3 separate regions of the Homo sapiens genome follow, and regions 2 and 3 are each linked to region 1. The links are chromatin contacts, found by Hi-C or POLR2A ChIA-PET in ENCODE. All regions are on one chromosome and are shown on one strand. The core of a region is the stretch at or near the end of the contact, and the rest is flanking DNA. Distances in the headings are between cores, read along the strand shown. Region 1 holds the start of PLXNB2 (plexin B2). Region 2 holds the start of PIM3 (Pim-3 proto-oncogene, serine/threonine kinase). Region 3 has its middle 18 kb from the start of CRELD2.

Region 1 (2,700 bases), core at 1-2,500:
CCTCACCTCTGGACAGGAAAGGGAGGGCTCCTCCCACCAGCTGTTCAGCTGTTCCGTGCCAGGGTCATCTGGGCATGGGGCAGGCTGAGAGCCCCCACTTCCCGGCAGCCTCGCTCTCCCACCCGCAAAGGGCTCCTGAGGAAGCTCAACTTTAAAGCCTCACAGGCTGCGCCGAACCTCCAAGCAAGGGCCGAAGTCAGACATTAAGTGGGGAGGGCGGGGGGGTCCAGGGAAGGTGGGGCACAGGGAGCCCTCCAGGCCGCCGGGATCTGCCGGGTTTGGGGCCCACCCTCACCCTCACCCTCACCCTCACCCTCACCCTCACCCTCACCCTCACCCCCTGTCCTGACTCTGCCACAGCCCACAGTGGGCAGACGGACCCCTTTCTTCCTTTCCCAGGGAGCTTCGGGAAGAGAAATCAAGGGCCTGGCAGGAAGCCCCAGGGCGTCCGGGCTCTGAGACCCCCAGATGACAGGGGGAGGCGGGCTCCCCAGATCTGCCGAATAGCCCGACCAGGGGCGCTGGCAGGGCAGGGGCTTCCTGCAGGAGCAGGGTGCGGAGGGGCAGGGTCAGCAGGGGACAGGCAGGGCTCGCGCCCCCGCTTCTGAGACTTTCTGTGTCTCGGGGTGTCCACCCAGACGCCACTCTGGGAACCGCGAGGAGGCCCAGGCAGTGGGGTCTCGCCAGGTGCGGGTGCTCTCCGCCCTGGTCCCCCCGCGCCAAGCAGGCCCCAGGGGGTGCGGGGACGGCCCCCGGGAGCTCGGGCAAATCCAGGCTCCTGTGCCGCTGAGCCTGGGGCCGGCCCGGAGCGCCCGCACCGCGAGACCATCTCCGCTCGGCGCACGGAGCTCGGCGGCTGAAGAGTGAGAGGCAGGCGCGGAGGAGGGATCCGACGCGGCTCCGGAGGGACGCGCAGCCCCCGCCGCCGGGCCCGTCCCCCGAGTCAACACCGGGAAGGGAGTGGGGCGGCAGCGGCCCGGGCCTCGCCGGATGGACCGACGGACGGGGCCCAGGCCCCGGGAGCCCTCCGCGGAGCCGCAGCCGCCGCAGGTCCCCGGGCCCCAGCGCGGCAGGCCCGGGCGGAGCGGCGCTGACGGCGAAGCCCCCCCCACGCCCAGCGAGACGTCCCCCGCAGCCCAGTCCCCCGAGCTCGGTACCTGCACGTCCGCCGCCAAGGCTCGATGGCGCCCGGGCCGCGCTCGGCGCTGCGCTCTGGCCCGCGCTGCTGCCATGGAGACGGGGCCTTTGTGTGGCCGAGGAGGGGCCGGAGCGCGCGGGAGCTGCCGGCCCCGCCCCCGACGAGGGAGAGGAGGGGAGGGCGGGGAGAACAGGAGAAGGGGGGAGAGGGAGAGGGAAAGCGGAGGGGGAGAAGGAGGGGGAGGGGGAGGGGGGAGAGGGGGAGGGGGGAGAGGGGGAGGGGGAAGAGGGGGAGGGGGAGAGGGGGAGGGGGAAGAGGGGGAGGGGGAGGGGAGGGGGAGCAGGAGCGGGGAGGAGAGGGCAGAAGAGAACCGGAGAGGAGGGGAGGGGACGGGAGGGGAGGGGCTGGGCCTGCGCTCCCCGCGCCCCCCACTTCTCCCCTGCCCAGCGGCCACAGCATTGTCTGGTAGGTTCAGGCACCCCAGTTCAGACCCAGGTTCAGCCAGGGCAGCACCCTGCCCACCATGCCGCCGTCCAGGAAGCACGAGCGCCCACAGAGGCCCCATGGCCTGAGCACCCCCACAGGAACCCCGCAGGTCTGAGGGGAGGCCATGGCTTGGTACCAGGGGAGGGCATTATGAGTGCACTCTCGCCTGGCCAGAGGAACGTGAGGGTCCCTGCCAGTCTTGAGATGTGTGGGCACCAGACTCTCACTCCCAGACTGGAAGCATACCAGTCGCTCCCCTGCGGCCTTCAGGGGTGGGGGCTGCTGGGCTTTGGCCCTTTCCCAGGGGTCTCAGGCCCTCAACCTCCCAGGGTAAACTGGGACCTGGAGATGGCCTCCCAGCACATCCCTGGCCTCCAGCAGCACCTTGGGATGCTGCACCCGGGACCCCACCTGGTCCTTCAGGGCCAGGAGGTGGGCGGGCCGAGACCTCTTTCTGGGGGTTCTGGTTTCTGGGACAGAGCTGGCCCCACTTCTGGCATCCCAGGTCCCAAGTCCTGGCCTCAGTGCTCCTAGTGTCCCCTGGGCTTGAGAAGAGGTGGTGAACCGTCTGCAGGGCCAGACCTTGGAGCACGCCTCCACTGCCCTCCCGGAACTGGATGTGCTGAGCAGGAGACAGAAGCATTCCCCAAGCTCTTGCCCCCACCCTGGGTCACCCCTCCCTGGGGCCCGCCTTCCACCCAGACCTGCCCCGTCCTTGCAGCTGGTCAGCTTCCTCCTGTCCCCAGCCAGGCATCCCCTCCTCCTCTGCTTCCCCCACCCGGGATCCGCCCCGCCACATCCTGACAAACTCCCCCAGCCTGACTTAGTTCTTTCAGTCTCTGCCTTCTCCCACCCTCAAGCAGCCAGGCCTTGTTCCTGTCCAAAATCTTCCCTTGGGCCTTGAACCACAATCCACATCACGGCAACCCTACCCTTCACTGCAGAGGACCCCAAAATTACCAGGTTCTGACAAGGTTGCCAACTTTTTATCAAAAAAGGAAAAGACAAGGTCCAGTCACAAAAGGACATTTTAATACCAAAACTGTGGGAAGGCCACTGTTCTAGACTAAAAGGGA
Region 2 (2,700 bases), core at 111-2,610, 350 kb before region 1:
CCGAGAGCCACAGCCTCAGAAGAGCTGAACAGGGGAGTGGTGTGTGAGTGGTCAGCGCAGGGACAGCGATGGTGACTGTATAGAGATGAGAGGTCAGACTTAGGGGAGGCTGGAAGCTCCGAGGCAAGTGTGTGTGCGCGCTGACGGTCACACCAGACCGCCCGGGGATGTCTGCCACAATATTTAGACCCCTGAGGGCCACTGAGAACGCCTGGCAGTGCCAAGAGGACCAGCCCCTGGGCCCTCTGGCCCCCAACTCTCAACCCACTAGCCCTGGGGCTGGCGGGTGGCCACTCACGTCCTGGAACCCTGAGCTGCTCTCAGGCCGGTGACTTTGGACCAATGTTGGCAATCTGTGGGTTTGCACCAAACCACACAGGTGAGTCAGACTTCTGTACAGAGAGCAGGGAAGGGGCACGACAGGGTGAAGTCCAGACCAGGGCAATGTGTACCCCGGCTGTTCAGCCTTTGAGTGCGGCTGTCGCAGCAATCAAGGTGGGCTCCCTGGTGGAGGTGGACAGCAGCTGCTGGAGAGCCCGGAGGGCAGCCAGGACCGTGTCAGACGGCAGGAGTCGGGCGGGGCCACTCCAGGCACCGGCCAGCAGGGCAGAGGTACCAGGGAGGGCCCTCGGGCTGCGGGCGTGAGGTCAGAGCCCAGGGTGAGGAGGAAGCATCTCCAGCCAGGTGCGCTCTCGGCCCCCGCCGGGGCTGCGAGGCTGGGGGCGCTGCCGCTGCGAGGGCTTCCAGAGGAGCCGGCGCTACCTCCCCGCGCGCCCGGCCACGTGCGCGACGGGATGCGCAGACAGCCGGGGACGCAGACTGGCGGCGTGTGTCACCTCGAGGCCGCGGGACAAGCGCAGGTCGCCTCCCGCACTCCCACACCCCCAGGAACCCTGCTCGGGGCCGGCGGGTGACCTTCCTAGGCACTGCTGGGGGCGGAGCCAGGAAACGGCTCGCCCCGCCATTGGCTGGGGCGCCGGATTTCTTTAAAAACTCCGGCTTCCATTGGCTCGTGCAGTCCCTCCTCGTTCTGCCCGAGGCGCCACGGCCGCCACCCGCGCGGGCACTGCGCCTGCGCGGAGTGAGAGCGTGAGCGCGGAGAGCGGACCGACGCGACACGCCGTGCGCCTCCGCGGCTGCGCTACGAAAACGAGTCCCGGAGCGGCCCCGCGCCCGCCGCACCCGGCCCTCGCCCGCCCGAAGACAGGCGCCAAGCTGCCCCGCCGTCTCCCCAGCTAGCGCCCGGCCGCCGCCGCCTCGCGGGCCCCGGGCGGAAGGGGGCGGGGTCCCGATTCGCCCCGCCCCCGCGGAGGGATACGCGGCGCCGCGGCCCAAAACCCCCGGGCGAGGCGGCCGGGGCGGGTGAGGCGCTCCGCCTGCTGCGCGTCTACGCGGTCCCCGCGGGCCTTCCGGGCCCACTGCGCCGCGCGGACCGCCTCGGGCTCGGACGGCCGGTGTCCCCGGCGCGCCGCTCGCCCGGATCGGCCGCGGCTTCGGCGCCTGGGGCTCGGGGCTCCGGGGAGGCCGTCGCCCGCGATGCTGCTCTCCAAGTTCGGCTCCCTGGCGCACCTCTGCGGGCCCGGCGGCGTGGACCACCTCCCGGTGAAGATCCTGCAGCCAGGTACGCGCGGGGCCGGCGGGGCCGGGGCCGGGGCCAGGGCGGGGACCGGGGGCGCCCCGGGCCGCACCAACCCCGCCCGCGCCTCCCTGCAGCCAAGGCGGACAAGGAGAGCTTCGAGAAGGCGTACCAGGTGGGCGCCGTGCTGGGTAGCGGCGGCTTCGGCACGGTCTACGCGGGTAGCCGCATCGCCGACGGGCTCCCGGTGAGTCGGACCGCCGGGCGGGCCCGGGTTTCTCGCGCGCCTTGCGCCTCGCTTGGCCCGGCCTGACCCCCGCGTCTCCGCAGGTGGCTGTGAAGCACGTGGTGAAGGAGCGGGTGACCGAGTGGGGCAGCCTGGTAAGTTGGGGCACGGGCGGCGGCGGCGGCGGGGGGCGGGCGCGGGGCTTTTGCTGACCGCCGTGTCCCCCAGGGCGGCGCGACCGTGCCCCTGGAGGTGGTGCTGCTGCGCAAGGTGGGCGCGGCGGGCGGCGCGCGCGGCGTCATCCGCCTGCTGGACTGGTTCGAGCGGCCCGACGGCTTCCTGCTGGTGCTGGAGCGGCCCGAGCCGGCGCAGGACCTCTTCGACTTTATCACGGAGCGCGGCGCCCTGGACGAGCCGCTGGCGCGCCGCTTCTTCGCGCAGGTGCTGGCCGCCGTGCGCCACTGCCACAGCTGCGGGGTCGTGCACCGCGACATTAAGGACGAAAATCTGCTTGTGGACCTGCGCTCCGGAGAGCTCAAGCTCATCGACTTCGGTTCGGGTGCGCTGCTCAAGGACACGGTCTACACCGACTTCGACGGTGAGCGCGGGCGCGGGGCAGGGAACGTTCCGGGGGCCTTGCCGGCGGGTTAACGCCTGCAGGGGCGGCACATGGAGGGGCTGATGACTGTTGGGCGGCCGCGCGCCCTGGGTCTGCTCTCGTGGGGAGCAGAGGCCCACGCGCTACCCTGGGGAGGGCTGAGCGAGGGATCAAGAGCGGGATCGTGCTGGGTGGGGGCTAGGGGCGCGCTCAATATTGCTTCCTCCATCGCGTTGGGGGGTACGGGGCCTCTTGCCCCGGTGTGGGAGGCGCGTGACATCCTTCCGGCCCGAGAGACCC
Region 3 (2,700 bases), core at 66-2,565, 370 kb before region 1:
TGGGGGTCCGGGAGGAGCAGGAGTGGAGGCGGAGGGGAGGGTGGGGATGTGGGAGGAGCAGGGGTGGGGCAAAGGGGAGGGTGGGGGGTTCAGGATGAGCAGGGGTTGGGGCGGAGGGGAGGGTGTGGGGGGTCCAGGAGGAGCAGGGGTAGGGGCGGAGGGGAGCCTGGGGGTCTGGGAGAAGGAGGGGTGCGGGGTGTGGGGCCTGGGGTGAGCAGGGGTGGGGGCGGAGGGGAGGGTGGGGGTCCGGGAGGAGCAGGGACGGAGGGGAGGGTGGGGGTCCGGGAGGAGCAGGGACGGAGGGGAGGGTGGAGGTCCGGGAGGAGCAGGGGTGGAGGGTGTGGGGCCTGGGCTGAGCATGGGAGGGGACCTGCAGCCCGTGCCCAGCCCCATAGGGACCCGCCCGCGCTCCTCCCCCGCCGCCCCGGCCCCGCGCTCCTCGTCGCTGGGAACCCCCTGCGGGAGCAATGACGATGAGCAGGACGATGGCTGTGAGGGCCCGGCCCGAGCTCTGGGGCGTGGGCCGGAGCGCGGTTGGCCTTGACCTTCTTGGAAAGCCCTTGGCGGCAGGTGACTCCGCTTAGTCACGGCCCCGGGGGCGGGGGCTCCCCGAAGGAAAGGAGCCCCCGCGGGAGCAGGCGCAGAATGAGATGCACGAGCGCCACCGCCGCCGCCGCACACCCCCCGCCCCCCCGGGGTGGAAGCCAGAACCTGCGTCCCCAGCTCCCCCAGGCCCGCCCACAGGGCGCCTGGCTGGGCCTCCGAGCTTTCCTGTTTTCTCTGCAGCCTGGCTGGGCTTAGGGAGAGGTGGGGGGTGCGCCTCTTGATGCTGGGGACGCGTGTGGCACAGGGAGCCGGGTGCAGCCAAGGCTTGGAGGGGTGCCCCCCGCCCCACCCAGGTCACACTTCACCCTTCGTGGGGTCGGGATCTGGTCTTTTTACAAGCTAGGCGCCCTCCCCCCTTTTTTTTTTTTTTTTTTTCTCAAAAATGATCACAGGGAATGAGCCTCAGCCAGGACAGCGGGCTATGAGGCTGCCTGTTGCCCCCACCAGCCTGAATTCTGGCAGGGCCCTTCTCCTCCACCCACAGCCCTCCATCCACACCCCTCCAGTGGCTCCAAGGCCCATCTGACTTGGCCTCAGTTCACCTGTTTACTTCAGGGACACCTGGTTATACTGCCAGAGGCAGGTTGGGGGGCCTGCAGGGCCGGCCTCTCTCAAATCCACTTCTGGCTCTGCGGTCCCCACAGCACTTCCTTACCCCTTCCCCATGCTGGAATCTGAGAACCAGATATGGGGGTCCTGGTCTCAGCATCCCTTTCCATCCGGGGTGCCCTGCTGCTGCCAGCTCACGTGCCCACCATCCCATCCTCCTCAGGGTCAGTGTGGCTGCAGAACGGCCTCCGGGGAGAGCAGGGTGGGGGCTGTAGCCTGGTGCACCCCCAGCCTGCTGTCCCAGGTGAATGCAGACCCCTGGCTCAGCTGCTGACCAGATAACAGTGGCCCTTGTGCCGAAGCCTGGGTGGGGGCTGGGGTACCAGCCCCGGGTGTCTCCGGGCACAGAATGGCACCCACCCCCACCCCACCCGCAGGCAGCGGCCAGCAGGAGACATTGTCCGTCCCCCTCAACCCTGGCTATTAATAGCTCCTCTGGGCTAGGAGCGGCTATAAATAGTCCCAGCCCCTCACACAGGCCCATTCAGGCACCCGCTGCCTGGGTGTGCACAGCAGCCACACTTGCGCTCACTCAGAGCTGTGCACGCGGGAACCGTGCCACTTCTGCCCCTCCACGCCATCTGCACTGCACAGATCCAGGCTGTCCCTGCAGCCCTCACTGGGTCTCCTGTGGCAGGGGAGGGCCCTGAACCCTCTGGAGGCTTTTCCCTTGCCCCCTCCCGCCACGCCCAGGGTCCCCTTGGGGCTTCTAGCTACTCTAGGGTCTTGCTCTGGGGCTTCTGGAAGTCAGATGCATTCACCCAAAGCCAGCCTGGGGCGGGGGGAGGTCCACCTGGAGGGAGGCCCAGCCCCTGCAGAGACCTAAGCCTGGCCTCTGCCCCAAGCACTGCTGCCTCGGGCCATGAGGCTCACAGGGTCTCCTTAGCCCAAGGCTGGTCCAGCCTCCCACCTGCCCTGTGGGGCAGACGTCACTGAATTCCCACTCCTTGCCCTGGAGGCCTCATTGCCGTCAACTAGGCTATGGCCCCCACTGTGACTCCCACTCCCAGGGTGACAGAATGGGCACCTGGTCCAGGAAAGCCTGCTCTGTGGACCCCCTACCCGTCCACACTGTCCACGCCCCATGGCTAGTGGTGACAGGAGACAGGATGGGGGGCATGGGGGCTGCTGTTATTGTGTCCAGAGGAGAAAAGGAAAACAATCCTGTTTACGGAAAAGGAATGTCCGTCCACTGCCGCCAGCCAGTGGCCTTCCTGGGGGGACAGAGGCCCTTTGTTGGGAAAACAGGAAGCGAGGATTTCCAGGATCTGCCAGGCCGCCCGCCGGCCACCCGCCCCACTTCCGCCAATTCTCGGCAGCCTGCGCTGGCCACCAGCTGCCCGTCGGTCCATCCACGTTTCTGTCTATCCGTCTGACCGTGGGGCCCAGGCGTACAGCCTTAGCACATCCTGCTCTATGTGGTGCCTCAGTCACACAGGGACAAACACCCACAGGGTCCTCGCAGGGCCTGGGAGGGCTGCCTGG

Evidence for each region. Hi-C counts contacts between places; a loop is a spot of excess contacts on that map. ChIA-PET counts read pairs that join two places held with the same protein, here RNA polymerase II (POLR2A). Pooled maps may share reads with other maps.
Region 2: a loop to region 1 is called in a map of tibial artery, with 4 times the contacts of the local background. The contact joins the promoter of PIM3 here to the promoter of PLXNB2 in region 1. A Hi-C loop is called at or near these places in 2 of 168 maps with a recorded cell type or tissue (CD14-positive monocyte and tibial artery), 2 of 37 single-sample maps with no recorded cell type and 9 of 50 pooled maps. POLR2A ChIA-PET finds 5 or more read pairs at or near these places in 3 of 52 experiments (GM10248, GM12878 and MCF 10A).
Region 3: a map of ascending aorta shows a loop between it and region 1 (2.1-fold over the local background). The contact joins the enhancer-like site here to the promoter of PLXNB2 in region 1. A Hi-C loop is called at or near these places in 1 of 168 maps with a recorded cell type or tissue (ascending aorta) and 3 of 50 pooled maps. POLR2A ChIA-PET finds 5 or more read pairs at or near these places in 1 of 52 experiments (activated B cell).

Annotation. Positions count from the first base shown.
Region 1 is chr22:50,306,396-50,309,095 of GRCh38, forward strand. PLXNB2 (plexin B2) reads right to left here and starts at 1,251. Exons shown (of 37, transcript NM_012401.4): 1 at 1,158-1,251. It overlaps DENND6B (DENN domain containing 6B), which reads right to left. Exons shown (of 20, transcript NM_001001794.4): 20 at 2,635-2,700. RefSeq lists an enhancer at 1-104 and silencers at 412-562, 1,083-1,152, 1,163-1,362, 1,523-1,572, 2,273-2,322.
Region 2 is chr22:49,959,412-49,962,111 of GRCh38, forward strand. It overlaps PIM3 (Pim-3 proto-oncogene, serine/threonine kinase), which reads left to right and starts at 1,361. Exons shown (of 6, transcript NM_001001852.4): 1 at 1,361-1,621; 2 at 1,714-1,823; 3 at 1,907-1,957; 4 at 2,031-2,400. The coding sequence starts at 1,537. RefSeq lists silencers at 334-393, 534-813, 854-1,493, 1,544-1,693, 1,834-1,883 and 1 more.
Region 3 is chr22:49,935,681-49,938,380 of GRCh38, forward strand. No RefSeq gene overlaps it. Among named protein-coding and RNA genes, the nearest start is that of CRELD2, 18 kb to the left of the region's middle. RefSeq lists silencers at 201-495, 272-811 and an enhancer at 223-1,062. Within about 2 kb of position 1,316, at least 36 of the 41 ENCODE cell types and tissues checked have a DNase peak (open chromatin) inside an H3K27ac peak, as active enhancers do; they include ascending aorta, where a contact is called at or near this core.